Regions from separate parts of the Mus musculus genome. Here all the other regions are linked to region 2. Evidence: chromatin loops called from intact Hi-C (ENCODE). Cell type or tissue: heart. All regions are shown on one strand. Each heading gives the region's core, and the rest is flanking DNA. Links, peaks and the distances in the headings are about the cores only.

The links. Peaks named below come from ENCODE experiments on the same cell type or tissue, not always from the same donor. Only the 100,000 strongest peaks of a DNase experiment are listed, where the experiment ranks them.
Region 1: it touches region 2 in a loop (2.4-fold over the local background); 7 of 42 quality-filtered maps call a loop at or near these places.
Region 3: a loop joins it to region 2, with 4 times the contacts of the local background. A loop is called at or near these places in 29 of 42 quality-filtered maps.

What each region holds. Positions count from the first base shown.
Region 1 is chr10:77,297,502-77,308,424 of GRCm38, forward strand. Adarb1 (adenosine deaminase, RNA-specific, B1) reads right to left here. Exons shown (of 11, transcript NM_001024837.2): 9 at 5,672-5,853. Among named protein-coding and RNA genes, the nearest start is that of Pofut2, 44 kb to the left of the region's middle. In heart, for the core only: no CTCF peak of the experiment used is centred there; no DNase peak of the experiment used is centred there; H3K27ac peaks cover 451 bases.
Region 2 is chr10:77,348,504-77,359,426 of GRCm38, forward strand. The region is part of intron 2 of Adarb1 (adenosine deaminase, RNA-specific, B1); the gene reads right to left. Among named protein-coding and RNA genes, the nearest start is that of Adarb1, 64 kb to the right of the region's middle. In heart, for the core only: CTCF peaks have their summits at 5,071 (motif pointing left) and 9,640; a DNase peak (open chromatin) is centred at 5,068.
Region 3 is chr10:77,285,130-77,296,052 of GRCm38, forward strand. Adarb1 (adenosine deaminase, RNA-specific, B1) reads right to left here. Exons shown (of 11, transcript NM_001024837.2): 10 at 10,569-10,747; 11 at 5,598-9,832. The coding sequence ends at 9,653. Among named protein-coding and RNA genes, the nearest start is that of Pofut2, 31 kb to the left of the region's middle. In heart, for the core only: a CTCF peak has its summit at 4,726 (motif pointing right); no DNase peak of the experiment used is centred there; H3K4me3 peaks cover 221 bases; H3K27ac peaks cover 3,171 bases.

The sequences.
Region 1 (10,923 bases), core at 1,163-9,162, 52 kb before region 2:
TCTGTTAAGTTCAGTTCCAGGGAATCCAACACCCTCATGCAGGCAAAACACCAATGCACATAAAATAAAAATAAATAAATCATTAATTTGTAATTTCCTCATAATGAAACCTCCATCAAATAGCTTCACTGTGAATTCAACCAAACATTGAAGAAAACGTATCAACCTGAAACAAACTCTTCCAGAAAACAGATGGGAGAGAGTTGAATATTAACTCTTTTTTTTTTTTTGCCTGACAAAGATACTAACTACAGTAGCCTTGCAGCACAGCGTAGAACACCAGCAATCCCAACACTCAGGAGGCTGAGGCAGGAGGATCGAGGCAAGAGTTCCAGGTCAACCTGGGCTACACAGTAAGGCCTGTTAAGAAAGTAACGGGAGGAAGAGGGAGTGGTAGAGAGGGAAAGGAGAGAGAAGAGCCTTTACACACTCTCTAGAGCTTTTCAAAACACAGTTCTGGTCCCAGACATGACTACCTATAAAGAAAAAAATGGTGAGGTCAGACATTAGAAGAACGGGCACTGCTCTAAAGGAAAGTCTCACCGCTGTCCGCACGAACAACTGGCCCAGTGCTACCCACCCGGGCAGGGTTCTTGTCAATTAGTATGCGTGCTGAGCGTACCCGGCTTCCTAACAGCTAAGACGGCTTCCTGACGTGTGTGAAGGAAAATGATCTTGTGCAAGGTTGCTGCTCTGCTGGACAACTCGGCCTCTTGGCCTACTTACTGAATCCCATCATTTCCTCTGAGAACAACACCCTTTGCAGTTTCTCACATGGATCCTGGCTTCTGATTCACCTCAGGATCTGCAACTGCTTCTTCCTGGGTTTGTCGCTGAGCTACCCAACTGCTGAATGGAAGCTATCAAGACAGTTCCTGGCCTGAGGGAGGAGGTATGAATGTCCACTTAGCTGCAACTTGTGGGAATCCTCTGACCACAATGAAATTGGATTGTGTGTATACAAATGGCTATTTGTACTGTGCCATCTTCCCTTCCAACTGTGTTACTTCTGTGTGATAAGACTAGAATGAAGGACCATTGTTGTGTGAATCCTGCATATCAGGCCTGCAAGATTCTACATTAAAGACAAACAAATGGTCAATTAACTAAGAAGTAAAACTCTAAAAGTGCAACTCTTCCCCCCTTATATTTTAAGCCTAAGTAAATTGCTATCTTTAACAACAACAACAAAAAAAAAACAAGAGCAAATAAGGCAAAAAGAAGACAGTTCGCCCGAGGTTCCAATCTAACCATATGCTTTATCTGAGCAGAAGGCTAGAAACGGTCACGCGAGTGCATTTCCAGTCTCCAGGGCTGACACACATCGTGAGGGCGGACACCCATGAGCAACTTATCTCTCTGGGGCTGCTAAGTGAGAAGTAGGGTAATGAGCTGATCATAGGCCACTGTGCAGAGACAAATAAAAGCAGGAACGACTTGGAGGGTAATGAGAGTCCCCAGTTGTTGTAAATTAAGTGTGCTAAATGAGAACTTTTAACACAAAACTGCAGAGAAACTCTGAAGTGGCCTCATAGTGGAGTCAACTAAATCGGGAGAGCAGCACTGATGGCTTTCTTATTTTCACTTCAAAGGCACACTCACCTGACAGAATGATAAGAAATGGATTCTATATGCAACAATCAATACAGATATTTATGATTACCATGGGTTTGTGTTTTAGAAATTATTATTAGTCCTTATTAGTAGATTAAGGGAAACTCACTAGTCTTTATTCTGCAAATAATAAACTGAACACCTCACCCCTTCCTTCCAGGGGACCTGAACCAAGGGAGCTCACATGAAAGACAAGTGCTCTATCACTCGGCTACATCCTTAGCCCCAAGGCATGAACTTTAAGGGAGGCCATGTACACGGTAGGTACCTGCCCATGGTAGTCAAGAGACTCTCTAGACATGGGAGGGAGCCACCAGACATGAGAAGCTGCATCCACTGATAACCAATTCCTTAAGGCAGGAGCAGAGTAGCTGGGATGGTCACTTACTTTCTTTACAGAAGTGGTTTGGTTGCTGCTTGTGAACCTGCCAGAATGAGCAGCCACTGCTCTCCTGCAGGGAGGAGCAGAGCTTCCCCAAGGCCCGGCCATCCTACTGTCTCCCCAGAGCTCCCTCACACACAGGCTGTGCTCCTAGGAATCGTATGCCCATGCCCCCTTGTTTGCCCATTCTTGTAACAATGCTGCCCTTAAAACTAGTACTACTAGTACTAAATGCCCAGTCCACCCCAGCATCATCCTAGCAGTCTGTCTGCCACCCAGGCTCTAGAGCCCTCCTCGTGTGGGGGCAGTCCTCACCATTGTACTGTCCTCTTATATCTCAATGAGCCTTGGATAATGGTCTTGGTCAGCGGAGGATCAAAATCGGGGAACCTACTGGACAGGAGCTGACACCAGATTGCCCTGGAACATACAGGTGCTGGATAAGCAGCTAACAGGAAAGAGCTGCTGAGAAAGCCCGAGGGGTTCCTGTTTCCAGCCAATAGAAAGGAAGCCAGGGAGATGGCTCAGGAGGTAAAGTGCTGGTCCCCCAAGTGTGAGGAAAAGGACCTGAGTTCGGATCCTCAGCATTCACGTGAGAAGCTGAGTGTGGCAGCACACGCCTGTGATACAAACCACTGCTGGCCTGCAAAGCCAAAGCTCAGAGTGCATCAGAAAGTTCTCTACAATCTGCTTTCACAGGGCAAAAAAACTATTTCAAATGTGACTGCACATAAGACAAGCAAAAGAAAACGAAAGCAGCAGCCCAGTGCTGGATTTCATATCCTGATTGTGAACTTTTGTGTCACTTTGTCTTAGTGAATTTAGTTATCCTGTGTTGTGTGTGTGCATGTGTGTTGATTCATGTTGCTCCCTGAAGCCTGACAATCCACATGGTACACTAGCTGTCATTCCCACAGATAAAAGGGGAGAGGAAGCACGGTCTCTCACAGACAACACCAACGTAGGGGGCTGAGCTTTGCACCATATCTGCTCATCTCAGCAAGCAGCTGACAGAAATTGGCTTATGTCCCAATGGTCCCTTTGTTCCAGCCACTTGTTAGACCTAAGACAACACCTTAGAGAGCTGCAAAGGCTATGCTGTGACGGAGACTTACTAAGACTGGGGTCTTGTATATGAAGGAAGATATCAACTTCTGTTTTGTGACACCCACTGTGGTATGTTTCCATCTTCTTGACTGCTATGGGCTGTGGGTGCAGGCGTGTCTGCCTGCCTTCCACTCAATCCCTGGGCCACGTGACTTTCTGCTGGGCCAACCCTTGCCAGCCTCTCAGGCTTCCTAGTCCAACGGTGTCCTCACTAAAGCCAAACAGCAGCAATGCACTGTTGTTTCCAAAGGAGACTATCTCAGGCAGCTTGCACCTTGCAATGACTCTGGGGCTGTCTGGTGGCTCAGTCGTGAGTCACACTCTACCTTGTGAAACTGGGCCATACATACTTCCTTACTTCTCTTCCAGAGGACCAGAAAAGGTAGCTGGTTTATCCCAATAACTGAGGCACACAAGCTACACAAGCTATGCTACCAACAAGGCAGTCAACAGAGGGGCGTGGCCCTGCCACCTGCAGAGTCAACTGAGTTGGCTGCATTGCGGGTGTGGTCTCTGGGACGGTAGATAGGCCAAGGGCAGGGACTGCAAAAATGAAGGGTTATGAGAGTTATGCCTTGAGGAGTACAGATGACACGGAGGGGAAGGGTGAACACTTTCTTTTACATACATAGTCTATCCTGCAGATATTTGTCATTACATTTTTACATATATATGAATTTCATATATATAAAACATGGTCAAACACATCTGAGTTTTATGAATGAGGTCCATTTCAGATTTCACATATTGAGGGAATACGGTTCACACAGTCTATTCAGCTATTTTGGGGGCATCTGTGCGTCCTGTATCCCACGTTCACATGAATGTGAATATAAGGTAGTGTGACAGCTGGAGCTGAGCACTCACAGTGTCGTGGATCTGGGTGGACTGTGCTCTTTACAGGCCAGACAGATGCAGCAGCTCGTACTTACTGAGCTGGGGACAATGTGGAAGAACCTTTTGGAACTGAGGCCCAGGGGAGGAGGATAGGTCATGGGGACATACCCTCATAAGGGATCCGTGTTCTCACAGAGCCCTGGTTAGGTTCTGGAGAGCAAGTTCTTTTTTTTGAGACAGGGTTTCTCTGTGTAGCCCTGGTTGTCCTGAACTCACTCTGTAGACCAGGCTGGCCTCGAACTCAGAAATCCACCTGCCTCTGCCTCCCTAGTGCTGGGATTAAAGGTGTGTGCCACCACAGAATGGCTCGAGAGCAAGTTTTTATAAACAGGGATCCTTATATGACTACACTGTAGCTTTTTCCAGACACACCAGAAGAGGGCATCAGATCCCATTACAGATGGTTGTGAGCCACCATGTGATTGCTGGGAATTGAACTCAGGACCTCTGGAAGAGCAGTCAGTGCTTTTAACTGCTGAGCCAACTCTCCAGCCTCACCGTGGGCTCTGCATGCATTCTTCTCTCTGTTGTGATGCCTTCCTACCCCCCCACCCCCCATGAGCTGCTTAAGGGATGAGGCCCCTGATCTTGGACTTTCAGTCTCCAAAGCTGTGAGCTAAACAAACATCTCTTATAATAAGGCATCTACCCTCAAATACCTTGTTGTTGCAATAGCTAGTGAAGCACTCTTCCCCCAAACATACCACACTGAAAGTTTTTCCGACTCATGGGAGATTAATGTCCTAACAATACTCCAAAGTTCAATCTAACTATCAGGTCTTATGAGTAAAAAAGAAATTTTTAGGGAATAGGGAGCTGCAATACTTGATCCTAGATACTTTTCATCTTTCCCTGCATACTTCTAATGCTCTGACAGACATGCTGTCAAACAAAAGTCCACACTGCTTTCTTGTGGTTAAAGACACGCTAGCAGCAAGGCACAGAGGCAGAGTACACATGCATGCCCCCAGAAAAGCATTTTTTAGTTTAGGATATGATTTTAGTTTTGAGCTTACAGAAGTAAGTAAAATGTTATTTTTTAAAAGAGTAAAAATACCTTAGCTGTGTCCTTTTAAATAAGGGTGGGCTTAGAAGTTAGGACCTTTGAATTCAAAAGCTCCTGTTCACTTTACTGATAGCCACTGACACTCTAAAAAAGAAAAGAAACCAGGAATAAAGGTGTAAAGGGCAGGAGAGGCACCAAGGAAGGAGAGGTGAGTGGTCAGCGTGGCTGCCACATCTGTCCCAGTGCAGAGGGGGCTGGGTGGTAGATGCCAGCAGTGACTGGGATAGCAGCACCTCAGTGAGGATGAATGGTCGCCAAGCCCCAGCCTGGCCGGTCTGGGAAGAATGCCTAAGTCTTTGCCACTGGGGCAGGACTGAATACAAGGTACATGAGAAAACACAGAGGTGTCAGGCTCCTGCAACTTCTGTAGCACATAGCAAGGTTCACAACTGTGGAAAGACATTTATCTTGTAGAAGGACTGCCTTAAAAGGCCCTGGTGACCAGGTCAAGAGGCTCAGAGACAAGGTCTTGTGCCCCTCTTAATGGCTTTGCTGCTGCCTGGCAGCCGTACACTGGCTCCGGGTGGGGCGTTTCAATGTGGAGGAATCAGACACTGTGAGCTCAGGGCACAGAGGCAGGAGGTGACGGCTGAGAGGGTACTTGCCGCTGAGCAGGGGCTTGTTGAGAGTGTAGAGCGGTGGCAGGTCCTCTATGTTGGAGATCCGCTGGTACATGGCCCTGGAGAGGTGGTCCCCGTGGTACAGGCTGCCCAAGATGATGCTGGAGAAGTAGATGGGTTCCACGAAAATGCTGAGCAGGGACCCCTGGATGCCCACCACGTTCCAGCTGCAGGGAGAAGCAAGCACATCTCAGGAGATACAGGTATGGCACCCCATGCAGACATCGCAGAGACTCATGGCTAACGCTGGGTGGGTGGGGGTCTGTAAAAGGCGAAGACGGCAGTGAAAACGGCTGATTTAGCAGCTCAAGTCTTAAACAGAATTTTATTTAAAAATTACCTTGTATTGTGAGATAATTTTGGGTCATAATCTTAGGGTTTCTATTGCTGTGATAAAAGGTCGAAACTAAAAGCAGCTTGGAGAGGAAAGGGTTTATTTCAACTTAAAACTCTGGGAAGCCACACTCCAGGACTAAGGGAAGTCGGAGCAGGAACTCAAGGCACGAACTGAAGCAGAGGCCACGGAGAAGTGCTGCTTGCTGTTATGTTCTCCACAGCTTGCTCAGCCTGCTTCCTTACACGGGCTACGCCCACCTGCCTATACACATACACATCTACACATATACACCTGCCTATACACATACACATCTACACATATACACCTGCCTATACACATACACATCTACACATATACACCTGCCTATACACATACACATCTACACATATACACCTGCCTATACACATACACATCTACACATATACACCTGCCTATACACATACACATCTACACATATACACCTGCCTATACACATACACATCTACACATATACACCTGCCTATACACATACACATCTACACATATACACCTGCCTATACACATACACATCTACACATATACACCTGCCTATACACATACATCTACACATATACACACACTTTTTCTGCTTCTAATAAAATGGCTGCTCAGTCAGGGAATGAGTGTCCTGATCCAGGGCTACAGTTTCATGTAGAGCTCCTCAGACAGTGGAATGTGTGTGCGTATGCGTGTGCGTGTGCGTGTGTGTGTGTGTGTATGGTACATGCACTGGAGATGATGGGCTGGCAGTCACCATACCACTGTCTGACAGTGCAACACTGTCTGCAGGACAACACTCTGACACACTGCTGGCCTACTATGTGTCTGCTCTCTTCACCCCAGAGACAAGAGAGAAGCTGGGTAACCTGAAAACTACTGCATACCAAGCAAGTTTTGTGTGTGTCACATGTGATGGGAGAGGACAGGAATCACAGTGACACCAGGGGCAAATGATGCCACTCTTGCCCTTCCCATTTGTGCCTTCTGAAGGAAGCCAGGGGTCTGGCCCTTGGTCTCTCCCTATAGCAGCTGGCACAGCCCTGGGAAGATATTGGCTGGTCTAGTCCACTCCCTCACATGAACCCCCAAAAAGGTCCTCGGAAAACAGCCCATGTCCAGCAGGCCAACTTTCTCTTACCAGCTCCCCTCAAGCTTCAGCCCCGGGCTCCAGGTTGGCTGGTCTCCCTGCTTCGGCTTACAGGACTGGGCATGAGGTGCCATCCACTGAGCTCCCTCACAGCCTTTTATATAACCTATACTTCTGGTTTCTATGACCTCCCTCAGTCTCCCACAAAGAAGGTCAACATGCTGAATGGACAACCTGTAACCCCTAGGATGTATTCTTTCTACCCTCCAAAAAAAGACATTTGAATAGCCATCCCCCCCCCCCCCAGAACATCTGAAATGACTCAGCTCTGGAGACCCAAGGGCGCCTTTCCGATGCAGATGAGAAACCTGCTGATTTAGAAACTTAAGCAGAACTCAGTCCCCTGGGCAGGAATGCAGAATCTTGCAGAAACCAGCATCTGTCAGGAGTCATTAATTCTGAGCACACACTTCCTAGAGGATCCCAGGAGCTTCTAGAGCTCTGAGGCACTGGGCAGAAAACAGAGCCCCTCAGCCAGCTCCACTGAAAGACAAGCTCATGTCAATCAGCCTTACAGAGAATAACGGCTACTCTCACTTTCCAGGCGTCAGACCACTGGGCAAGGAAGGACATCACAGATACAGCCAGATTCCATGGAGCAAAGCACTCACCAAGCAACTAACACACACACACACACACACACACACACACACACACACACAGAGCTAGAAACACACAGATACAGCCAGATTCCATGGAGCAAAGCACTCACCAAGTAACTAACACACACACACACAGATACAGCCAGATTCCATGGAGCAAAGCACTCACCAAGTAACACACACACACACACACACACACACACACACACACACACACACACACACAGCTAGAAACACCTGCCCGGTTTCCATGCCCACCTGGGCCAGGGCATTGGGTGAGGGGCTTCCCTGCTCAGGCCCCAGGAAGGGGACTCATTTGTCACTGAAAGACAATAGGTCCTCCCACCGCCTAGCTTTCGGCCTGTCATGCTGGGTTCAGGACTGGTCTGTGGCTTTTCTGTTTTGTTTTCCTTAGGTTATTGTTTGAAGATGGACTGCACAGTACTGTCAGCTGAATCTACTGCAGAGCCTAACCTGGCCCTGAGCATCCAAGGACACTGACTGGAAGACAAACAAGAAGGCAAACACTTGTCTGTGCATGACATCCTTCCACAACCCTAGCTCAGACAAGCAGCCGGGTTAGGACAACAGTTTGCTCGGCGAGTCTCCTTTCTTTCTGCTTCCATGTCACAAATAACCTTCAGAGAAAGGCATCTGTAACCTTCAAAATAACCCTGATGTGCCGTGACTCTTCCAGTAGCTTCCCATGCCTCTGTAGAAGTCTCCTTCCCCATCCGTGAAGCAGCCCTTGCCTACTTACCACCTGTCCGGAGCAAGCCAATGTGTCAAATAAGCTTGTCCTTGGATCTGTCTTTCCCTGTATCCTCGAGTGGCAGCGGCCACAGACTAAGATCTCTTCTAGGGCCTCTCAATGTCCTAAGGGCAGCCCTTCTGAGGCTGCTCTTGACACCTGGCTAGCTGGATGCTATGGTCATCTCTAGCGCCTCCCTCTCCATCCTTAGCCTAGGCCAGCCCTCAGTGCTCTTCTACAAGAGGAGCAAGTGGCCTCTGCCCAGCCTTCTACACATTCAGATCTACACAGTGGCCTCTTTGGAAGCCTCACATCCAACTGACATCATTCTGGCCCCTATGATATTCTTAGACCATGACTTCCTTAGCCTTGTTGGCTTTTCTGGAAACATCTGTCATTCCAAATTCTATCAGTCTGCCTGTGCTTTTCTTCAAAGCAATGCTTCTTAAATATGAAATAAAGGACACAGAGTTTTAAAATTCTGACTCTGGCATTTGTTTGTGTGGTCTCCCCTTTAGCTAAAGGCAGAGACTCCTCTTCTCAGCACACCCTTCAAACCCGTGCCTATGTGCTGCAGAGCATCAAGGTTGCTCCTACTCTAGACCCTGACTCGATGCTGGCTGAGGGTCAGAGCTCTCTCTTACTACACGGCTTTCGTTGTCACCGGTGTGGGACTTCTGTAAATATTAGTAAGTTAGAAATTGCACTTAACTGAGAATCTACAGGATACAGACCACTGTAAAAGTGAGCAGAGACAGCCATGAAGGGTCAGGACAGTCAGTTTTATCTGGCATGACTTTAGTGATCCCTGCCTACAAGGAAAGTGTAGTGCTGTGACCCCAGTTCCAGGGGATCCGACACCCTCACACAGACATACATGCAGGCAGAACACCAATGTATATAAAATAAAAAAATAACATAAATATGGCTAATTAGCTAAAAGAGCACAGGCACACAACTCTATGAAAAGATTGCATAAAGAAAGTGAGGTTGTCAACACAGAGGGAACGTTATCAATACATGAGAGATTCTGGACAAGAAGAAAACAACTCAACTGAAAAGCTCGGCTGTGGAACCAATGGGAGAAAAAGCCAGTGAAGCTGAAAACTGGCCATCAACGCCATTATAGAGTAGATTAGAAAAATACAAAGACTACAAATGAAGACGGGCAATGGGACTTAGGGACACCAGTGAGCGGAACAACATGCAAGTCCTGGGAATTCCGAGAGAAAGAAAATGGGAATGAAAGTTTATTTGGAGAATTACCTGAAACCCAAAGGCAAGAAAGAGATCACACAGATTCAAGGGCAAAGAACTGGAAATGAAGGTAAATAGGAAACTGACACTGAGCGAATTACAACTAAACCTAGTCCAGACAGTCTTACACAGCAGTGGTAAGTCAATACCCGTATAAAGAGAGCTTATCAGGTTCCCAGGAAAAACCTTATAACCCAGAAAGCAGTGGGAAGATGTCCTCAAGTATCCCTCATAAATGACGGGGACTTGGGACTTTCTCCGGGATCACTAGCAGGCAGAATTGCATCATTACTAGACCTAAGAAGAAACAGCCGGGGGGGGGGGGGGGGGGGAGTCCTTCAGGCTGAAGCATCAGAACGGTAGACAGCAACAGAAACAGAAGCCAGATAAAAACGTGAGGAGGCTCTCCTGCAAAGGTAAACACAGAGACATCCACGGTAACTTCAGGGCTGTAGAGACAGCTCGGTGGTTGAGAGCTCAGGGGACTGGAGCTCAGGTCTTGGCTCCCACATTAGTGCTCATAACCTCTTATAATTCTAGCTCCAAGGTGCCCTTTTCTGGCCTCAGAGTCACCCTCACATTTACAGTATTCATTCATACAGATACACACACATACCCATAAGTGAAAATAAATACTAAAAATTAACTATCACATACAATAAATACAGGCTTTTACTATATTTATAATAAATATTATAAATAAAATAGTATATTTATTTATTTGATTATTATTTATTTACTTAGGGTCTCACTATACAATCCAGCTTTGAACAAAGGATTCTCCTACTTCAGCTTTCTGTGAGCTGGGATTGAGTATACACCACCATACCTGGCTTGTAATTTTGATTAACCGAATTTAAATAAATTTGACTACAGATCTATGTAAGTGGGTATAAAATATACAGAGACATAATCTGTGCTATTGACAAAGCATGAGGGAGTGGAGCTAGAAAGGAAGAGTTTCCATACATATTTGAAGTTGCATCATTACCGGTTTAAAACAGAAAGCCATGATATTAAGGTGTTTTATGTAGTCAGAATCCTAACTACAGGGGTGGAGAGAAGGCTCAGGGCTTAAGAGGAGGCATTGCTCTTCTAGAGAACCTAGGTGTGCTTCCCAGCATC
Region 2 (10,923 bases), core at 1,664-9,663:
CATTCTGTCCTTGTGGCTGTCTTCTTTTAGGTTTGTTGAAGGATTACTTTCTTGCTTTTTCTAGGGCGTGGTTTTCGTCCTTGTATTGGTTTTTTTCTGTTATCCTTTGAAGGGCTGGATTCGTGGAAAGATAATGTGTGAATTTGGTTTTGTCGTGGAATACTTTGGTTTCTCCATCTATGGTAATTGAAAGTTTGGCTGGGTATAGTAGCCTGGGCTGGCATTTGTGTTCTCTTAGTGTCTGTCCAGGATCTTCTGGCTTTCATAGTCTCTGGTGAAAAATCTGGTGTCATTCTGATAGGCCTGCCTTTATATGTTACTTGACCTTTTTCCCTTTCTACTTTTAATATTCTCTCTTTATTTAGTGCATTTGTTGTTCTGATTATTATGTGTTGGGAAGAATTTCTTTTCTGGTCCAGTCTATTTGGAGTTCTGTAGGCTTCTTGTATGTTCATGGGCATGTCTTTCTTTAGGTTTGGGAAGTTTTCTTCTATAATTTTGTTGAAGATATTTGCTGGCCCTTTAAGTTAAAATTTTCATTCTTATCTACTCCTGTTATCCATAGGTTTGGTCTTCTCATTGTGCCCTGGATTTCCTTGATGTTTTGAGTTAAAATCCTTTTACATTTTGCATTTTCTTTGATTGTTGTGCTGATGTTCTTTATGGAATCTTCTGCACCTGAGATTCTCTCTTCCATCTCATATTTTGTTCATTTCCATCACCTGTTTGGATGTGTTTTCCTCTTTTTCTTTAAGGACTTGTAACTCTTTAGCAGTTACAAGTATTCTCCTGTATTTCTTTAAGTGAGTTATTAAAGTCCTTCTTTATGTCCTCTATCATCATCATGAAATATGCCTTTAAATCCGGGTCTAGCTTTTCAGGTGTGTTGGGGTACTCAGGACTGGCTGAGGTGGGAGTGCTGGGTTCTCATGATGGTGAGTGGTCTTGGTTTCTGTTAGTAAGATTCTCATGTCTGCCTTTTGCCATCTGGTAATCTCTGGAGTCAGTTGTTATAGTTGTTTCTGGTTAGAGCTTGTTCCTTTCATGATTCTATTAGCCTCTACCAGCAGACCTGGGAGACTAGCTCTCTCCTGAGTTTAAGTGGTTAGAGCACTCTCTGTAGGCAAGCTCTCCTCTTGCAGAGAAGGTGCACAGATATCTGTTGTTCAGACTTGCCTCCTGGCAGAAGATGAAGGCCCGAAACAGGGCCTGTCCCAGAAGCTGTTAGCTTCTGTCGTCCACACTCTCACCTGTGCAGACTAGTCTTGGCAGGATCCGGGAACCAAGATGTTTCCGGCAGATGTTCCGGCAATGGCTTCCCAGGCTGGGCAGACACCTCTCCTCTGGCAGGGAAGGTGCCCGGATGTCTGGTCCCCGAAACGGGGTCTGCCACAGAAGCTCTGTGGCTCCCGCCTGTCCCAGAAGCTGTTAACTTCTGTAGTCCACACTCTCACCTGTGTAGACTAGTCTTGGTGGGATCCAGGAAGGAAGATGGCTCTCACAGATGCTCCGGCCAATACTAATTTTTAAAAGTATTTTCTGTGGCTGGCTGTTCTTCATGGACTTGGGTTTGATGCACAGCACCCACGTGGTGGCTCACAAACATCTGTAACTCCAGTTCTAGAAGTCCCAATGTGTTCTGTCCTCCACTGGCACCAGGCATGCGCATGGTACACATAGAGGCAGAACATTCATATACATAAAATTATTCAAAACATTTTATTGCCTTATTGTTTAGGGTGAGAGAGGGTTTTTGGGAGTTGTCTGTTTGTAAAGAGGTGGATCAGGACTGTTCTTTTCCAAAACTGTAAGCTTATTCACTTGGGACCACTTAAGTATTATTTCACCCAATGTAGCAGAGATCAAACGTCATCTACTCCACCCATACATTAATTGGCTCCTAATGATCCAGGTTGATGAGACCAACTACTTCCCCACCCCACATTTTCTGGCTTGAAGGCCCGCCATGGAAATTCCAAATTTGGATTATCCTCCTTAGCTACAGTAGCAGGAGATAGTTGAGCTTCCACTAAGGCTAGAGTCGTCAGAGAGGAGGGAACTTCAATTGAGAAAATGCCATTAGCATTAAGCAGGCAAGCCCAAATGGCATGTTCTCGATTAGTGATTGTTGGGGGACAGCTCAACCCATGGTGGGTGGTACTACCCTTGGGCTGGTGATCCTGGGTTCTATAAGAAAGCAGGCTGCACAATGCATGTGGAGCAAGCCAGTAAGCAGCAGATCTCCATAGCTGCTCTATCAGCTCTAGCCTCCAGGTTCTTGCCCTGGTTGCTTTTTTTTTTTCCAGTTCTTTTATTTTTATTTTTTATTTTTTTGCTCACATTTTTTAATTAGATATTTTCTTTATTTACATTTCAAATGTTATCCCCTTTCCTAGTTTCCCCTCTAAAAATCCCCTATCACCTCCCTCCTCCCCCAGCTCCCCAACCCACCCACTCCCATTCCTGGCCCTGGCATTCCCATATACTGGGGCATAGAACCGTCACAGGACCTAGGGCCTCTCCTTCCATTGATGACCAACTAGGCCATCCTCTGCTAGAGCCACCAGTCTCACCATGTGTTTTCTTTGATTGGGTTTAGTCCCAAGGAGCTCTGAGGGTACTGGTCAGTTCATATTGATGTTCCTTCTATGGGGCTGCAAACCCCTTCAGCTCCTTGGGTACTTTCTCTAGCTCCTTCATTGGGGACCCTGTGCTCTGTCCAATGGATGACTGTGAGCATCCACTGCTGTATTTGCCAGGCACTGGCAGAGCCTCTCAGGAGACAGCTATATCAGACTCCTGTCAGCTAACTCTTGTTGGCATCTGCCATAGTATCTGGGTTTGGTGGTTGTTTATGGGATGGATCCCCAAGTGGGGCAGTCTCTAGATGGTTGTTCCTTCAGTTTCTGCTCTGAACTTTGTCTCTGTAACTCCTCCTGACTGCCTTTGATGATGAACTGTGATGTGGAAATTTAAGTGAAATAACCCCCCCACCCACACACATACAAAATAGTCTACTCTTTCAAGAGTTTGAGTTATAAACTCTGAGTCAGTTATTCATTGGGTATTTATATAAAAATCTACATGTGAGAAAATGTAGCATTCCTCAATATAATATTTTAAAAAATGTTTAAATTTGGTTATGTATACATGTGTGTGCCCTTGGAGGGCAAAGGGAGATATTAAATACACTGGATCTGGATGGTTGTGAGTCTCCCAGTGGGTGCTGGGAACAAACTGGGTCCTCTGTAACCACTAAGTCATTTCTTCAAAGAATATTAAAACATCTCACAAGTATTTGTTAATAAGAAAACCAACAAAATATTGCCTTATCTATCTCATATTTACTGGATTTCCACTACACACAGCATGTCCACAGTGCTTGAGAGACATCAGGAAACAAAAGACACATAGCTGCTGTCAGGAAACCTATGTCCAAACAAAGACAAGAAGGATGCACAGAAAATGTCAGACAACTAAATGATAGCATGCCCTGTGGATGGTAGAAAGACACCTGGGGGGGGCTGGTGAGATGGCTCAGTTGGTAAGAGCACCCGACTGCTCTTCCGAAGGTCCAGAGTTCAAATCCCAGCAACCACATGGTGGCTCACAACCATCCGTAACAAGATCTGACTCCCTCTTCTGGTGTGTCTGAAGACAGCTACAGTGTACTTACATAAAATAATAAATAAATCTTTAAAAAAAAAAAAAAAAAAAAAAGAAAGACACCTGGGGTGGTCAGCATGGGGTAAGGCTTCTCCAAGCTTGTAAGGCAGAAAGGAAGTGGGCCTCAAGCTGGTTAGGGAGCTGGCCTTGAGCCCCAAGCATGCATGCTCTGCAGGCAGTGTCTAGCATCAAGCATGCATATCCTGTAGGCAGTGTCTAGGGGCAGTTAGTACCCGCCTAACTGCGAAGCCGTTAAGCAGAGATGAAAGTAGGGGTCCGTGGGCTCAGCATGTGGGATTTCCTAGGGAAAGTAGCAGCCACTCAACAGAGAGGACTGAAGCAGGACTGTTACCAGGAGTTTTCATCTGCTTCTGACCTAGTTTTAAGAATGCTGGAGGCTGGCAGGGAACAGTCAGGGGTAAGGCTTAATGGAGGAACACAAGTCAGGACTTGGGTTCGGCAGTGCAAAAAGTAGGAAGCAAGCATCCCATGGTGCTTAGAAGTTTGGCCAGGAGCTTCCTGGACAGGAAGGTAGAATCCAAAAAGAGCGTAAAGGAGAACAGAAGGGAGAGCACAGGGTGTCTGCAGGTCCACAGGAGGATGCATCTAGGCAGGGTCTGAGTCTGAAATGGAAAAGCCTACACTGGATTATAAGCTGGCGTAGATGAGGTAGGGGTATAGCAGAAAGGTCCCCAAGGAACATGCTATTTTGAGTGCTTCAGGGTCCTCACTCACCCTACCAGTCCCTACACATGTACCAGCTCACTTGAGTGGCTGTATGAAGGTGAACAGACACCCATCGATTGCTTTACAGTGATTAACACCATGCTTGTTTAAAATGGAGTTATACAGTCCATCATGTGCATAGTCCATACATTTCCATGGCATCCACCAAAAGCCTCTCCACCTCTAATGGACCAGGCTGTATATAGTGCCCATTCTCTTACTTCCCCGAATCTCCATCTGCCAGTCACATGAGGTAGCCCTGGGACAAATCCTGGGCTCACCGGGGCATGCAGACCTGCTTAGCACTGGCAGGTATGTCTCAGTTTTGGTGGTTCTCAAGCTGTCAGGACTGATGCTGCACTAAAGGGCTTGACTGAGGTGAAGAGCCATGCTAGCATGCCAACCTTCAGACTCTTGTGTCTACGTGCAACAACACTGTCCAACTACGGTGAAAGCACTGCGTTTACTCTTTAATACACCATAAAAAATAAGTGGTAACAACACATGCACCCTTCTTGGGGATAGCAAGCCCACACTTTCCATGTTAAACAGGAGGGACTGTAACTCAGTCTACTTGCTATGTCCCCGCATCCACTCAACAGCTTTGCTCATCTTGCTGCCTGCCTGCTCTCTCTGGAGTGGTCTGATAGCACCACCTGCTGTCCAGAAGACACCACTCAGCAGAGCTGCTTTAGATTCAGGGCAGATGATAGCCAGTGGGTGGAGCTGATGCTTGATACCTGAGCTGCACAGCAGATATGAACATTTCCTTCAGACAGGGCATGCTGAGGCCAGAATGAGCCAGGGTAACTATTGGGGCATGGAAGTTGACTGCAGAGGGCAAGAGGTAGTAGTGTGATGGAAACTGCATATTTTTTGGAATAGGTCAAAATCCTTCTAAGTCTCTCCTTAGACTTGTGCCCTAGCCTGGGCACTTGCACAGGCTCTCCCAGCTCCACTCTCTGTGGCTTCTAGGTTGCTGGTTCCCTTCTGTTTCACCCTACTCCTGGCTAGGGGTCCTCACAGATCTGTTAAATTACTTATTGAGACTCCTGCACTTGGTTCCACTTCATGTTGCCAACGTTCTCAGATGGCTCACGCCTCTGCTTAAGACCACTAGTGGGTACACATATTTGAGAGAAGGTGCCTGGCCTTGACTTTGTCCTTTGTACAGTCACCCTTTCTCTGGGTGGTCAATGGGCCTTGATTGTCTCTGGCCATAAAAGCCTGACAACTCTAGGGAATCAGACAGACCACATAAAGTTTGCTTCAGGCCAGAGACTAAGGAAGGGGGTCAACTGCCATGGTGGATAGCTCCCTGGGCAAAGCTTTTGTGGGTGAAGGAGATACCCAGGGTCTGCAGTATTCTAAGCTCTGCCCACTGTCTCCCATGGGACCTTGCTGGAACCAATCAGTAAGTTCAGACTCTGCCAAATCTCCAGGCCCCTTTTCAATCATGAAAAACTTAAGAGCCCCAACAGAGAAGGCAACTACTTAGAACCTCAAACTTGATGTACTTTAAAACAAGTTTTACTCAGACAAGTTAAAAACTTTAAAAGTGAAAATAATGTTAGGTCACTAACTTAAGCAGTCCCCTTCTTCTTCAACACAGACTAGCCTTGCACCTACCAAAGGATCACAAGGACTGAATCCTGGGTAGCACTGGCTCCTAATCAGAGGCTACACTATGGTCTCAGCGCTCCTTGCACAACAGGCAGTCTGTGGTGGCCCAGGGCTCTCTGCTCCAAGGTCGGTCCCGTGGTCCTACCCAACTCTCCTTGCAGTTGGGCCCATCCACAGGGCAGGCACATTTTCTGGGTAAAAGAACAAATACGTAGAGTGTAAAAAGTACTCTTTAGAATGGTGCCCCCTATAGCAACAGCTACCAAAAGCCCACAGTACATGTGAAAGTAGCAACTCAGTTTCTTCCCCAAATCCAGAGAGTTTGCCGTTTTCTCAGCTCAGGCCTTTAAGGAGAGAGTGTTCAAGACAAACATATTTCAAACAGAGGATCCCTGTCCGTCCGTCCCTCCTGGCCCCCCATTTTAGATTACAGTAAGGGACTACAGAGTCTGTCTATGTATCACCAGGGGATGCATCATGATAGAAAGCAGAGCCAGGCCATTGGGATCATGGCAGTATCTCTATAGAACAGGCTGGCAAGGCTGTTCACCAGTCCATCTATAGATAGGACAAAGAGGCTTCTTCTCAACACAGAGTGGGTAGACTGTACCCCTGCTGGCTCCATCCAGCCCTATATACAAGGGCCTCCATGGGACTTGCCATGGGTCAGCAAACGCCCTCTTCCATGCTATAACGAGGTTGGAGAGTTGTGGGCGTTAGACCCTTAGGGCGGTGTTCAGCATCATGCTAGCTCTATAACCAAGTACCAGCTGAGAACACGGGGCAGCAGTTTCCATGAGGGCCTACAGAGCTCCAGAGCACACCTGCCACTGGTTTCATCTGACTAGCACACCTGTTTACCTTTTCCAACATGTCTAATAAACTCTCAACTGTGGTCAGCAATTCCTCAGCTCCAGGAGGCCTTTCTGGTTCCCTGCCTTCCTCTCCTGGAGCCTCCCACTGTCTGGTGGCTGCAGTGAGCCTGCCTCTCCCAGTCTTGCTCCTTAGAAACTACCTGCTCCAGGTTGCTCAGTTTGATCTTTCCTCAGATGTCCCTGGGTTTCCAAGATGATTTTTCCCCACTCTGCCTGCAATAGCCGTTGTTTTTATTTAGTTACTGAGTCTTGTAGATGACCTGCCCTTGTCTCTGCCTTCAATGCATGGTGCCCCCATGGTTCTCACAGTCCACAGTGGGTCCCTGGAGCAACAGGCACAGGTGGCTGCTGAGCACAGGAAGGCTAAGGAGAAGTTTCATCCAGGGAAGCCTGGTATGGATATATTTCTTAGGTGTAGCTATTAGTTACAGATAAAATGGCAAGTAAGTGATCCTAAAACTCTAGGGTGACAGGGACTGCTGAGAAAGCTACTCTAGTTCTCCGTAAAGCAGCAGTGCAGACAGCAGTGATCTTCCGCAGCCCTTCTGATCTGCTGTGGTACATGAAAGTTTTCTGTAAATGAGGGCGAGTTAATAGGGCTGGAAGAAAATGCACTGCTCTTTTGTGGGACTCCCACAACGGTTCGTTTTTGTGCCCCCATATGATGGTTTCTTTCCACTAGTAAGCAAGGAACCAGCTCTTGAGTGGCCAATACCTCTGATCCAGTGCAGTCCTGAAACGGGCCATGTGAGGTGTGTCAGTTCCAATGGCTGAGGGTCCTGTCCCCAGAGCCTCAAGCCCAGGCCTCTGGAGGTCCTGTCTGGCCAGTTCCAAGTCAGAGTTCTCATAACCTGTCCTCAGAGAGCTCCCAGGACTCAGAGAAACACTTTACTCATACTTAGAGTTTCTTGGTTATTTTTAGTTTATATGTCAGGGTATTTTGCGTACATGAATGTCCATGTACCATGTGCAAGCCTGGTGCCTACGGAGGCTAGAAGACACTGGATGCCCCGGAATTGGACTTATAGTTATGAGCCACCATGCGTATGCTGGGATTGAACTCAGGTCCTCTAAAAGATCAACCTTTTACCACTAAGCCATCACTCCAGCTTCCAGTTTCTTTAAAACAAATTATAATTATTTATTTCTGTGTGTGTGTGGGTGCGTGCGTGCATGAAGGTTTGTGCATGTACACATGGACATGTGAGCACACACACACACACTCACACACCCCTCAGAGGATTATTTGTATGAGGTTAGTTAGATCACTTCTACCATGTGTATCCCAGTGATCAAACTCAGGTTTCCAGGCTTGGCAACAAGCACTTTTACCTACTGAGAAACCTTACCAGCCTTGCATTCCCTATAATGAATATTTTGAAGGAAATAATCAAAGAGCCCATGAACAGGTTCCTAGGGCAAGACTGGGAAGGGTCCTGTGCATAGGAGCTCTGTTTCTTAGGGTTCTGGGTACACTCCTCCCAGCTCATGGATGAGTTTTCATTCACCTTCCAGACTACTGCCCCGGCAGCCCCTGTATTAGCCCTGGAGTCCTCTGAGCACCAGTTCCTGGAGGTGTTCCTGATCTTGGCCAGGTCGTCATGAGAACTGTGGATCACGCACCAGGCAGGCAGACAGCTGGACTGTGAGAGCAGGCAGTGGGAAGGGAGTCCAGCTGCGGCAACAGATGAAGGTATGGGGGTTTGGTCATCAGTGATGCAGGCAGGTCTTCTAGGCTTCAAAGATGCGCAAGACCCTCCCAAAACAGAACTGTGTGTTGTTCTGTGATGACCAACCTTGACTGTCAACTTGACTACATCTGGAATCAACTCAAAACCAAGCAGCTGAGCACACCTGGGAGGGGTTTTCTTGACTGGATCATGTGAAGTGGGAAGACCCACTTCAGTCTGGGCCACACCTTCTGGTGGCAGCCCACATGAAAGGTCATGGAAGGAGGACACTTCTGCTTTTGCCTACTCGCCCTCACCCTCACTGTTCATCTATCCTGTTGCTGAGGCATTCCTTTGCTGGTATTAGAGCCTGCTTTTCCAGGATGCTTTAGGACAGACGGAAGACTGGCAGCTTTCTAGGAATCCTCTGAGATATCTGACCTCATGGACTGAACAACTACTACATTCTTGACCTTTCTGTTAGGAGACAGCCAGTGTCTGACAAGCAAGACTACAGCCTGAAAACTACTTGAAGAAATCCCTTTTCACATACAGATGATCATTCTATCTGTTCTTGTTCCTCTAGAGAACCCTGACTAGTACACACACCAAAAGCTGTCCACGTGAGCTACGCCAAGGCCTACTGGTGTTTTATACACAAGCACAATGATGTTTACATATCTTTATTGTGTGTTTTTCAGCAATGCAACCATTGTGGAAAGGACAAAGGATTGCACCATCTCAACAGGGAACCCCAGTACTTGATACCTCTGTCAGAAGCAATCCCTGAGCTATATACCACTTTTAAAAGACCATGCCAAGGTAGCACAGCCACCCTGCCGGCACTAGACGCAAAGTCCCCAGGACCGTGCCACACCTGTCTGAGGCGGGTACCTGTTATGAAGTAGTAGATGTGGTAACCAAGAGAAGGAGGACTAGTGTAGCCCAAAGCTTACATGTTTATTTTACTTCAAACCAGGTGAAAAAAAATCAAAACACCAAACTGTTTACAATATTAGCTCGCTTCACCTGAGGTAAAAGCAACACACTGTGTCTACACTGCTGCTAGCGTTGATTCATAGAGCCAGTAGGAGGAGACAACGCTCAGAGTTTAGCACTCCGGCCTTTAGCTTTACTTCCTGGGCACATGCTTCATGGGGTGCCTTGTGGCCTGACTTTGCTGTATTTCCTTAAGAACAACAGTGCAAAGGGATATAAATAGCTCATCCTGCTGCTTCACATACATGACCGAATCAATGCAACGCTTTACCTATGAGGCATGTTAAAAACAGGCGGTCATTAGCGGAGCTCAAAGTGGCGTTGTGAACCCTTCCTTAGTCTCCAGACTCACTTCAGCTCTGGGATCTGCAGTGTCTCTCAGAAAACTCTGGTTACAGATAAACTGACTTCACATTCCAATGGAGCTCAAAGATGGGCTATCCGTGAAAATAAAACTGACTGCCGGCACATCAGTGATAAAGGGGATTGCGGTTTTGTTCTTCCCGCCTCTTGCCTGTCCGTGTCCCACAAAAAGATCAGCATCAGATGTGGATGAAACCGAATCTCTTTTAAAGCTCCCGGTTTCTTTCTGGGACATTTGTGGGCACAGGAAGGGTCTTAGTACGAATTCAAAACCCAGTGGTCAGAAGCGAGCCCACTGCTGCTCCCCAAACACAGTGATGTCAGGAGCTGTTCTGCTTTGCCCACATGTACATCCTTGGGAACTGCACCTACTGCCTTGACTCTGACTGCTACCCAAGGCTCTCTAGTCGGCAGTGCAGGCTAGCCTTGATGTTCAGTGGATGGCTCACACTGGAGCTGCCACACAGGGGTGCCTCTCAACTTCAGCCTGTAAGTGAGGAAGCAGCAAAGCCAGGAACGTGCTAGGACTACACGTGCTGAGCACCCTTGGACTGCCATAGTCCTCCCAGCCTCCCTCACTTCCACACCGAGAAGAAACTTCTTTTATATTGGCTGTAACTGAGTTACCTTCATACTAGCGCTTTTACAAGAACAGATGCTACCCTGACTGACAGCCATAAAGACTAAACACCAAAGAAATTCAAAGAAAAAAGTGGTAAGTGGTAAAAGGCTCTCATGAGGCATGCCCAGTACCAGGTACCAAGCACTGGCTTTATCAACAGTGATGAAGTTGAGGCAGCCCCGAGCACAGCTGAAGGGATGTGAGGTCTAAAGATGATCTGTGGCCACAGGAAGACGCGTGTGAACTAGCTCAGGGTAACACTGTGGCCACAGGAAGACGCGTGTGAACTAGCTCAGGGTAACAATCTGTGCTGGGATTATTCAGGAAAATGCATTTCAACAGCAAGTCAAAGGACTTAATTAAACTTTTTCCCCCCACT
Region 3 (10,923 bases), core at 883-8,882, 64 kb before region 2:
TAAAGCTCAACAGTCCCCAGGCAAACATGAGGACATACAAGGAAAATATCTTTGGAGACCATGCCCAGGGACAAGTATGAAAACCCCAGTTCACTCCAGGTGATTGGATAACTTCCAGCTGTTCCCTCTGCTGAGTAGAACGGCCAGATGTCATCTTATATCCGTTGGTACCCTCTCCTCCCAATATGAAGCTCCACCTCACTATTATTTTTTTAAGTAAACATTTTTAAAGAATTATTTTTATTTTCTTTATATGAGTGCACTGTAGCTATCTTTAGACACACCAGAATAGGGCATTGGATTCCATTACAGATGGTTGTGAGCCACCATGTGGTTGCTGGGAATTAAACTTAGGACCTCTAGAAGAGTAGTCAGCGCTCTTAACCACTGAGCCATCTCTCCAGCCCCTCCTCATCACTGCCTGTCTTGTTCATATATATGTTGTGGTCTCATCTCTATAGTTCCCATGTCACAAGGTCCCATGGGTGTGCTATCAACTCTTCTTCAGTCCAGACCTCACTCAGCCATGAGTACGAGTTCAACCCTGACCCCAGATAACTACATAAGAGTTAGCTGCTTGGTTTTTACTCTGTCTTGTAGAGGTCTCACTGAGAGAGGGGAGGAAAGCTTTCAGCTAAGTCCCTTGATTCTTTGACTGAAGCCCTTCCATTGTTGAGCTTCCCTCAGAAGCAGACATGGTATTGGGCCCTTTTCACCAGACTGTCTCAATGTGCTGTCCTGTGGCTTCAAGAGTGTCTTAGGTTTTACTGCTGTGAACAGTCACCATGACCAAGGCAACTCTTTTTTTTTTTTTTTTTTTTTTGAGACAGGGTTTCTCTGTGTAGCCTGGGATGTCCTGGAACGCACTCTGTAGACCAGGCTGGCCTCGATCTCAGCGATCCACCTGTCTCTGCCTCCCAAGTGCTGAGATTAAAGGCATGTGCCATTACTGCCCAGCAACCAAGGCAACTCTTAATAAGGACAACATTTAATTGGAACTGGCCTACAGGCTCTGAGGTTCAGTCCATTATCATCAGGGCAGGAGTGAGGCAGCGTCCAGGCAGGCATGGGGCTGGAAGAGCTGAGAGTTCCACCTCCTGCTCTGAAGGCAGCTAGGAGAAGACTGGTTTCCAGACAGCTAGGAAGAGGTGTTTTTTTTGTTTTTTTTTTTTTTTGTTTGTTTGTTTTTTTTTTGTTTTTTTTTTTTTTTCGAGACAGGGTTTCTCCGTATAGTCCTGGCTGTCCTGGAACTCACTCTGTAGACCAGGCTGGCCTCGAATTCAGAAATATGCCTGCCTCTGCCTCCCAAGTGCTGGGATTAAAGGCATGTGCCACCACGCCCAGCCAGGAAGAGGATCTTAAAGTCCATGCCCATAGTGACACACTTCCTCCAACAAGGTCACACCTCCAAATAGTGTCCCCCCTGCCCCTGGGGCCAGGCATATTCAAACCACCACAAAGAGCCTCATTATCTTCCTATAATGTGTCCTGTGCTACAGCTACACTCCTGGGCAAAGGCCTGGTACAGGCTTCCAGGCCATTTGGATGGCTAGGTGAGAGAGCCTGCTATGGGGCTGGTAGCACACTGTGGTCTCTCATGGTTGTCACCAGATAGTAAGCACAAAGCTGAAACAACAAATAACTAACAACAACATCAAAACAGCACAATTCTAATATGGAACTTGGGTCACCCATAGCTGGGTCTCCATCCTTGTTGGGTCTCCATCCTTGTTGGTAGACATCAGCTATGTCCACAGCTTCAGCATAAGCAGACAGACGGGTAGTTATAGAGATTTCCTTCCCTTCCATTCACAGGGGGCAGGTGATGGGAGCTGATCCAAGTGTGCAGCACAGCTTCAAACAGGCTGCACATCTGAGAGGACGAGGGGCTAAGTGACAGGGTTGACAGCACCCTGCCTGGCAGGTGACAATACTCAGCTGACAGCTAAATACCAGGAAGTCTGACATATGCCAAGAAAAGACTGCTCTCAACTATATCCTTTTCATGATGTTCTGAAAAAAATAAATTACTGCGCAGGTCCTAATTACTTAGTATGAGTCGATGTTTATAGGGAAAGTTCTAGAATGCACAACGAAAGGCAGATCCATGTCTGGAGCAGATTCCGTATCTCTCTGGGGCACCCAGGCATCCGCATTAAGCTGATTAATTCAGGGTGAAAGAGAAAACACAGGTCCTCCTCTGACTTCTCTTAAAACTATCCCATCTCCACATAAGCCCTCATCCACATTCTTATGCAACGGCTCGGTTCTGTTCTGATGAGGGGAAGATCCATGTCCTGGAGTTTAAGGAGACTGAAGTGGAGGGGCAGGATGTACTCACAGCAGAGTACATGGCCTTAAAAGGTTCTGGGCCGCAGCTCAGCAGACGCTCACCGATGGCCTTCTGGTTTAGGGAGCACTCTGGGGGGTCTTCAGAGCAGTAGTATCTGCTGGAAATCTACCTGTGGGGTGACCAGTTTGCCAACAGAGTGGCTACTAATCCTATCTCCCCCACCCACACTGGGGAGGTCCTGCGCCGGCTCAGAAGGAACTTACAGCAGGGACTCTGATGTTGCTCATCATCTCTTAGCCCTTACATTTCTCCTTGAGAATCTACATTTGCAGCTACTCCGAATCCTCCCAGCCCTACTTGGCTCCAGTTCATGTATTCTGCCTGCACCTTTTCTCCTTCCTGGCACCTCACCCAGGTTTCCAACTTTGGGACTACTTCTCTGGCTCTCAGTGCATTTGGCTCTTGCTCAAGAAACGGTTCCGGGCCAGGCATGTGGCACACGCCTTTAATCCCAGCACTTGGGAGGCAGAAGCAGACGGATTTCTGAGTTCGAGGCCAGCCTGGCCTACAGAGTGAGTTCCAGGACAGCCAGGGCTATACAGGGAAACCCTGTCTCGAAGAAGAAGAAGAAAAAAGAAACGGTTCCAGAACATCTGTGGAGGTGTGAGTGACTGGTCTGCTGAGATCTGATTTAGGGAGTGTGTCTCCCCACTCCACCCACCACTTCTGCCTCCATTGAGCAGGAGAACAAGCTCTTGGCCCTTCAGACAGCTGTCTTTCTTGAATGGAGTCTTCATCTGGACAGAGATGTTGACCTCATATAATGTTCCTTTTCTTCTCAAAGTTGTGATCATCCTAATTTCTCTACTATAAAACATCTTACGAATCAAAACTTAAATTTAGTCTGGTCAAAGGCTTTCTTAGTAATATTCTGGAATAACATTATTTTCACATATCACAGTTTTTCCTTTTCTTTTAATTTTTAAAGTTCAATTCCCAATGACCACATGGTAGCTCACAACCATCTGTAATGGGATCTGATGTTCTCTTCTGGTGTGTCTGAAGAGAGCAATAGTGTACTAATACACATAAAATAAATAAATGTTTGTTTTTTTTTTAAAAGAAACTGGATGAATTTAAAAAGTCACAGCAATAATCTCGACTGTATTCAGAATTCCTAAGTAATAGCCTTCAAATCTGGCACTTTAAAATTTTTAAAAGTCGTGAGAATGGTTTTAATGCCTCATCAGCTGTCAAATCAATGAGGTTTTCATTCAAGTGTTTTAAAGCAAAGGGTTAGAAAGCACTTGGCTTGCTGGAGGATCTGTCATCCTGTCATCCTGACTCACAGTGTTTATGACACCACTTTTCAAGGGGCTGCCACTTACCTGTAATTCTCTGTCACCTAGTTAAGCCTAATACATTCAGAAGGGGTCCAGGACATTGAGATGCAAATTTCAGTGTTTCTCCCCCGCACCCCACCAATTTAATAGTGATAAGGTGCTTTTCCTACATCATCATTTTAAATGTACTTTCGTTGCAACTGTGGGACCGCAGACTTTGCACATTCTATTTATAGCACATGTCCTCCATGTGACCTAATCCTTCTTGTCACACCGGTGAACCAAGTCAGACCTATTTTCTATCAGAAAAAGAAAAACCTGACCTACTTTTCCAACAGAAACAAGAGTGCTAGCAAGCTTTTCTAGGGATATTGGAAAAGAAAACCATGAGAAATGAATTACATACAGTAGATGGCCTGGAAGAGAAGAAATTACGGAGGGCAATGAAGTCAGGTTTTTAAACATGTGGGTCTAATATAGCTACTTGGCTCATCTCATATTTAAAGAAAATGAGTCTTAATTTGTAACATGCAGGTGAACATTTGGGTCATGCACGGAGAAGAATGAGAAAAGACTTTGTGTCCTCTCGCTCATGGCTCCGAGCGTGTTTGCTCGGGTGTCCCCTCTCCTCCCTCCAGCTTCTTTGGGACTGAGGGTGGAACTCAGGGCTTCTCCCGTGAGGCAAGTGCTCTAACTGTATTGTAGCTTTTGCTTCATTTGTTAGTGTTCTCATCAAATGCTCCTTCGTATTTACAAAACAGGAAGGGACAGGTTGCTGATGGGACACAGTCCAAGAATGGGATCCTATGAGGGGAACTCTGAGTGCTTGTGAGAAAATTAAAATAACAAAAATATCCCAGCCGAACAAAAAAATCGAGACCAGAGTCTTGTGACCTCAGTTTCTTCAAAACCACAGAACTTTCTTTTGTGTTCCCCGCGGGCGCAGAGGATAGGTGTGAGCTTATTTCAGATTATAAAAAAACATGCTTTTGCCACGTGCAGCTTGCCATGGTGGTTATATTCAGCTGGAACTCGTGTGACCTTTGCTCACGTGACCATTCTTCTTTTTAAAGATTTCATGTATGTGAGTACACTGTAGCTGTCTTCAGACACACCAGAAGAGGGCATCAGATCCCATTACAGATGGTTGTGAGCCACCATGTGGTTGCTGGGACTTGAACTCAGGACCTCTGGAAGAGCAGTCATTTGCTCTTAGCCGCTGAGCCATCTCTCCAGCCATTTCAGCTCTGATACTTTAAAGAACATTCGGTTCATTGACACAAAATAAAAGACACAAGTAGAGAAGCAAGCTGCCGGAGACCTACCCAAGCGGCCTTCTGACCCTGGAGAGGAGGGCATGAAAGGAGCAGAGAAGTCACACAGGTTAACCGTGGTGGGCCTTCATTTTGCCTTCCCTGTTTTTCAGCCTGAGATAAACAACCAAAGGCAAATGTGTTTCACTTGGTAGAGAAAGTCAAACTCTTAGCTGACCTGGTTTTACTCCCTGACCAATTCCAAAACAGAGAAGCAGGTCATGTCTCTGACTGGGCTGTTTTTAAAAGACACATGGCGCACACGACTCTGACTCTTTAAGAACACCTTTATATTTATTTTATATTTAATTACAAAAATATCAACCAAATAGGTGCTTTCAGTGGGACATGAAACACCATCCCAGGTCCCGCAGCCATGGTCACTTCCTTGTGGATTTGCTCACAGGCTCTCTGACAGAACACACATACATTCTCCAGACCACACGAGAGCAATCTTGTAGCCGACTCTCCCAGAAGCATGAATGCCCTTCTTTCTACGGCACCCTGTGGCAGAGGTGGATAAACGCGCTGAGCACTCGGTGCAGTGTTCATGACCAGACACAAGACCCACAGCCACCCACACCTTTCAAACCACGATGGAGAGCAATAGACACGAGGACAGCGTGAAAAGGAAAATGTCCATGCAGGTCATAGTGAAACGTCTTAGTCTTTATTGAGAACATCTCAGTCCTTTGTCTACATGTAACAGCATCTCATGCTCAGTGCCGGCTGGGCTTGGTGTGAGGAAGCTCATGCAGGCTGTAACATGTGGTATATACAGAAATATACATACAGAGAACACTGAGGATTGTATCTTAGCAACACGTTTCTTGGCTGAGTTACATTCATGTAAAGTGTCCAAACTCTAAAATCAAATTAAAAGTATATAACTCAAAGCCTGGAAAAGCTAACAGCTTTTAGGGGCTTATCCCATTAACATTCCACAAACTGTGCTTTTAACCTACTGTGTTCCATTCAGAAGAATGGCCCACCAGTCCCTTATGCACCATCAGCTCCTGCTGTGGCTACAGTTAAGTGCTTCTGAGGCTGGGCACTTGTCGTTCAAACGGCAAACAGAAAGTACAGGCACTACCACAGAGACGTGACCATTTCCCCAGGAACTAGACGGGAAGTGCACTGAGGAGCCGGCCATGACTGGTCAGACGGCGGGACTAACTCCCTCATGGTCCCTGGCGGGTCAGAGGCTTCCCAATTCCCATTCCCTAATATCTCATGAACCCCGTAGCCCCGGTGTGGAGCAGTCCGCAGCTGCAGAGTGGGTGAGTACCCCTCAGCCCTGGGGAGACTGTCACATGACAGATATGCCAGGACAGGACACACACAAGCTGTACACACTGAACGCACACACTCTGCCCTTCTCACGATGTAGTCTGGGGCTGACAGTATCAAGGGATCAAGGGGGGAGGTTCCCTAATTTCGAGAACTTACAGGTTTGGATTTCAGCTCACTTTCTTTCTCTTTCTGGAGCAAAGTCACTGACGGGGAGAGCTGACATTTCTGGAGTAAAGTGTTTTGGGAATGACAAGCTGCCCCTGCACTGTGCATCTATCTTGGCCCAGGGTGCGGTGCAGCTCACCCCACATTCCTGATCCTCTCTCTGGTGGCTGCCCACCTTTGGTGCACCTGTCTGAAAGTAAAGATTAAAAAACCAAGCAGCATGTACAGTCTGGAGGCAAGAGGAGCTGGGGGTGGGGTGGGGTGGGGGGTAAAATAAACAGAGAGCAATGCCTTATGAAACGATGGCCTGCACACTTACAAATATATGTTTAATTATTAAAAAAACAAAAAACAAAACCAAACTTCAAAATAGTCAGAATGCTGAAAGACTCAGATTCAGATTCAAAGTTGTTCTTTGGTGTCCCTTGCTAGGGGAGGTGCTACTTACCTGATACCGTTAGGGATCAGGGCTAACGGCATGGACACCACACTCACCCTGCCTCCATCTACGTGGAGAGTCTCTGCTCTGTAGAAACATGACAGCCCTCCCACGACTCCTGGCGATGATGCCTTCCTTTTGTTTAGCTACAGCCCCGCTGATGCTGGGCCCAAATAATCCTGAGAGATACTGCTTTGTGGAACTAATACTTCTGTTCTAGCTAAGTATACAGGGCAGAGAAGCTCCTGTTCTTTTCGAGACAGGGTTTCTCTGTGTAGCCCTGGCTGGCCTCGAACTCAGAAATCTGCCTGCCTCTGCCTCCCAAGTGCTGGGATTAAAGGCGTGCGCCACCACGCCCGGCTGAAGCTCCCGTACCTGCTGAAGTATCCAGGACATTTCCATCAGGGTCTTATGTCAAGCTTTCTGCTGAGTCTGTGACATTTAGGTCCTGGGCATGAGCTACCGTCATGGGGACCTCTGGGAAGAGGCTCAAAGAGCTTAGTGTCTTCAATCAGTATTTGCTTCCTTTTTCTCAGGTCACAGACGGGCTGTTTGAGCTACTATATCCTGGGTGCAGGGCAAGGTGGCGCATGCCCCGTGCTGCCTCCTCGACACAGGGTACTTCCTGACTCTCCCTCCTTTCTGGGCCTAGGTCAAGTCTAAGCAGGACCAGCTCCTGTGGTTTCAGATGCTCTCTGCATGTAACCTTCACTTCCTGGTTGGGCACCCTTGTTATCTGACATGGAAAGCCAGATGTAGTGCATGGTTTTTAGTGTATATGGGATTTTTGCTACACTTTATAACCAAAACGTACTTAAAAACAGCAAACAAACTAAATCTATCTTCCCATCTCCACTGGAAAAAATACAATTTAAAAGCAAGAGAAAGAACACACCATCGTGTGTGTTTTTCTTTCTAGAAAGTGCAGGAGCCTGTGGGGAAGGCATGGTACTGTGATAAAATGAGACCGTTTCTCTAAGGAACCCCAGTGCGTTTCACCCAAAGTTGGCCCTGCCACAGCACGCAGGGCCCACAATCCTGCCTGGGAGGCCTCCCTTTCAGGGGGACAGGTGGTGAACTGAGGAGATCCGAGATAGCACGTGTCACTAGGGAGTTCTGGTAGGACCTTCATGCCTCGAAGATCAAGCCCCACAGGACAAGAACCATGGGAGACACCCACAAGGACATGACAGAGCTCTGGACATGGAGACACAAGTGGATCTCACTTAAGCAATGACACACGGCCTCTTGAGGTCTGCTGGGAATCTGGTGGAACCTACAGTGGCTATGCTCTTGCCCTGTTTCTTTCTCAGTGTGTCAAGGGCGTGGACACCTGGGCGAACAGCTCAGAGCCACATGGCTGTCAGAGCCCCGGATGCAGCCGTGGCAGACGTGTGCTGAGGGATGAGTCTGCGCCCGCTCTGCTCTCGGCCCTGAAGCTCTCTCTTCAGAGCGACCCTGCTGGACCAGGCTGGCACACTGGGATGACAGTCACAGCCCCTCCTCCCCCTCCTCCCTCTACTCCTCCCTAATCCTGAGTGGAAGTGACAAGGCACCTGGGGCAAGTCTGAGCACAGGAGGTCCAGGGGTCCACCCTGTGCAGAGAGGGTGCTGAGTAGCATCTTGGGGGTCAGCCCCAAGATGCCAGGAGCACCCAGGCCTGCCTGTCGAGACACCAATGTCTGGTCTGCAGCGTTCCAGGCTCATACTGTCACACCAGCTTCAACCTGAATGGTTAATTTCTCTGGAAGGATACCTTAGTAATATGCCTTACATGGCACGCTCCAAGAATGGTACCTGCCTACAACTCTTCCCATCCTCTGAAGCTCTTCTGAGCGGTCAGTGGTTCCCACCCACCAGATCCCAAGGGAGGGGCAGAAGGAAGGCTGTGCTCTGAGTGTGTAGCAGCCCTACTGAGTGCCTCTAGGTCACAAAACCTATATGGTTAGAACCCCCACATGATGGCCAGCTGGGACAGGCTATAAATGGATTTGACCTTCAGTGACTTAGAAGCAAATAGGGTTTTCCATGATTTGAGCCTAACCAGGAGCATGGAAGATTCTAGAGGCAGCTGGGGCAGCAGAGCCTAGGTCGTGACTCTAGGACACAGCATCCCAGATGCAGGGCCAGTTGTGTGCCAAGGTCACACCGTATCATGCTGGGGCCACCCCAGGAGAGCTGTTAAAACCTACTGTGAGAACCTAAGTGTGAAGGACCTACGGAGAGGAGCCACACACAGATGTGCGCGTGGTGGCTCTCTTCTACTTCCTACCTCTATATTCTCGTGCTCTTTCACATAGAAACACTTTTATTTTTAATTTTTGCAATTAAAATAATGTGGCATAAAAGTGACCTGACATAATTACTTCTTATTTTATAAATCTCATTCCTAGCTCTGAATAAATTATTTATTCAAGAATCTCACACAAAGTAATTTCTATTTTCCTATACTTGAGGAAGCCCTACTCAGTAGAACTCAATGTCTAATGTAAACTGAGATATAAAGCGGTCACTGGGTAGCTCAAGAGGGGAAATGTGTGGCGAGGGGTGGTGATGGGCCCCTGTGCCCCCATGCACCCCCACTGTGTACCCGATCCCTACTCAGAAGTGAGGTGCCCGGCACCCTACACATCCCCACGCTGCCCTTTTGGGGTGAGAGCCGCTGAGGATGATGCTTGATGTCCAGTGGTTCCCCCAGACTCCCCATGCCGTCCCAGAGGTGCACACCTGTCCCAGTTCAGATGCAAGGCTCTGGGGGACAGTTCGGCATCACAGTCTCGCACTCTGTGCTCGACACCCGCCTGGCTCAGGGAGTGAAGGAGAACTGGTCCTGCTCTGTGGGCTTCTCCACCCAGGCGCCCAGCCCCGCCTTGATGAAGGCAGTGAACAGACGGGCCTTGGCAGCCTGGTACTCCCTCGCTGCCAGCTTGGACTCGTGGTATGTGGTAGGCTTAGTGATCTTGGTGCGCAGCAGGTGGGGGGGAACCTGTGGAAGGATACATGCACATGTAAAGCAACGACTGAAGCAGCAACGGGAGAGAAAGAAACCAGGCATAATGTTCAGAAATGATGCTTAGGGCTGGGCTGGCTTGTGAAAAAGCAAGCAGAAGGTTCTCTCCTAGATGGAAGGGTAACCACAGGAGGTCAAGCCTAAGGCTCAGTTTAACTTCTAAGCAGCCAGGCAGATGACTGCAGGACCTATGTTTCTAGCAGATCCCAGGGGACAGGGTCACCAAGATAGCATTTGTCTGGCCCCATGAGCATGGGAGTTTCTGTCTGAGCCCTACACCGTTGCTCTGAGCTGTCCTCATAATAAGAAAACACCATATCCCAGGCTTAGACGACAATGACTGTCACCCTGCCTTGTTACCTGGTTTTACTTGGGTAAAGGGCTCTGCAGCTGAGTTAAATTTCTGACCCTGGATGAAGGGAACAGAAGCCAGTGCAGCAGTGTATACTGACTGCCCTTCCTTTTCATGATAGGCAGTCTCCTTTCCCAGGGCTGGGACAGAGGCTAAGGCTGTCAGGGAAGGGAGGACGCTGACACCGGGGCAGCTCTTAGGCCTGTGGAGCCAGGGCTCCTAAGCTAACAACAGTCTGAAGAAATAAGATTCCTTTTGACATGATCGTATTAGGAGGTTGCAATGAAGACACGATGGTGGAAACCAGGAGGGATGGAAGGGGTGGAGGAGGGCCGACACCCGGTGAGGGTGCCTCAGTACCTTGCCGTGTACACGCATCCAGCGACAGTACAGCGCGTGCTTACACAGGCGGGATGGGCGGCCAAGCTCATCCTTCCCTGTTGTGGCATTGATGACCTCAATGGTGGCGTCACCCACTGTCCAGTTGACACTGAAGTTGGGTGCCTTCCCTGGCTGCCGTGCCTCTGCATTGCTGATGCCTGAAACCAAGAAGACACAAGAAGTGATGTGAAGCCCTTGCTTCGTACCAGGAAGGGGGAGGAGGGGCCCGGCACAGCACAGTTCAGAGCTGAGAAAGTTTATCATACTAGGACAAGGCAAACAACAGCCACAGGGAGGAGGCTTAGCTGACTCTTGGTGGCCCAGGAAAGAACGG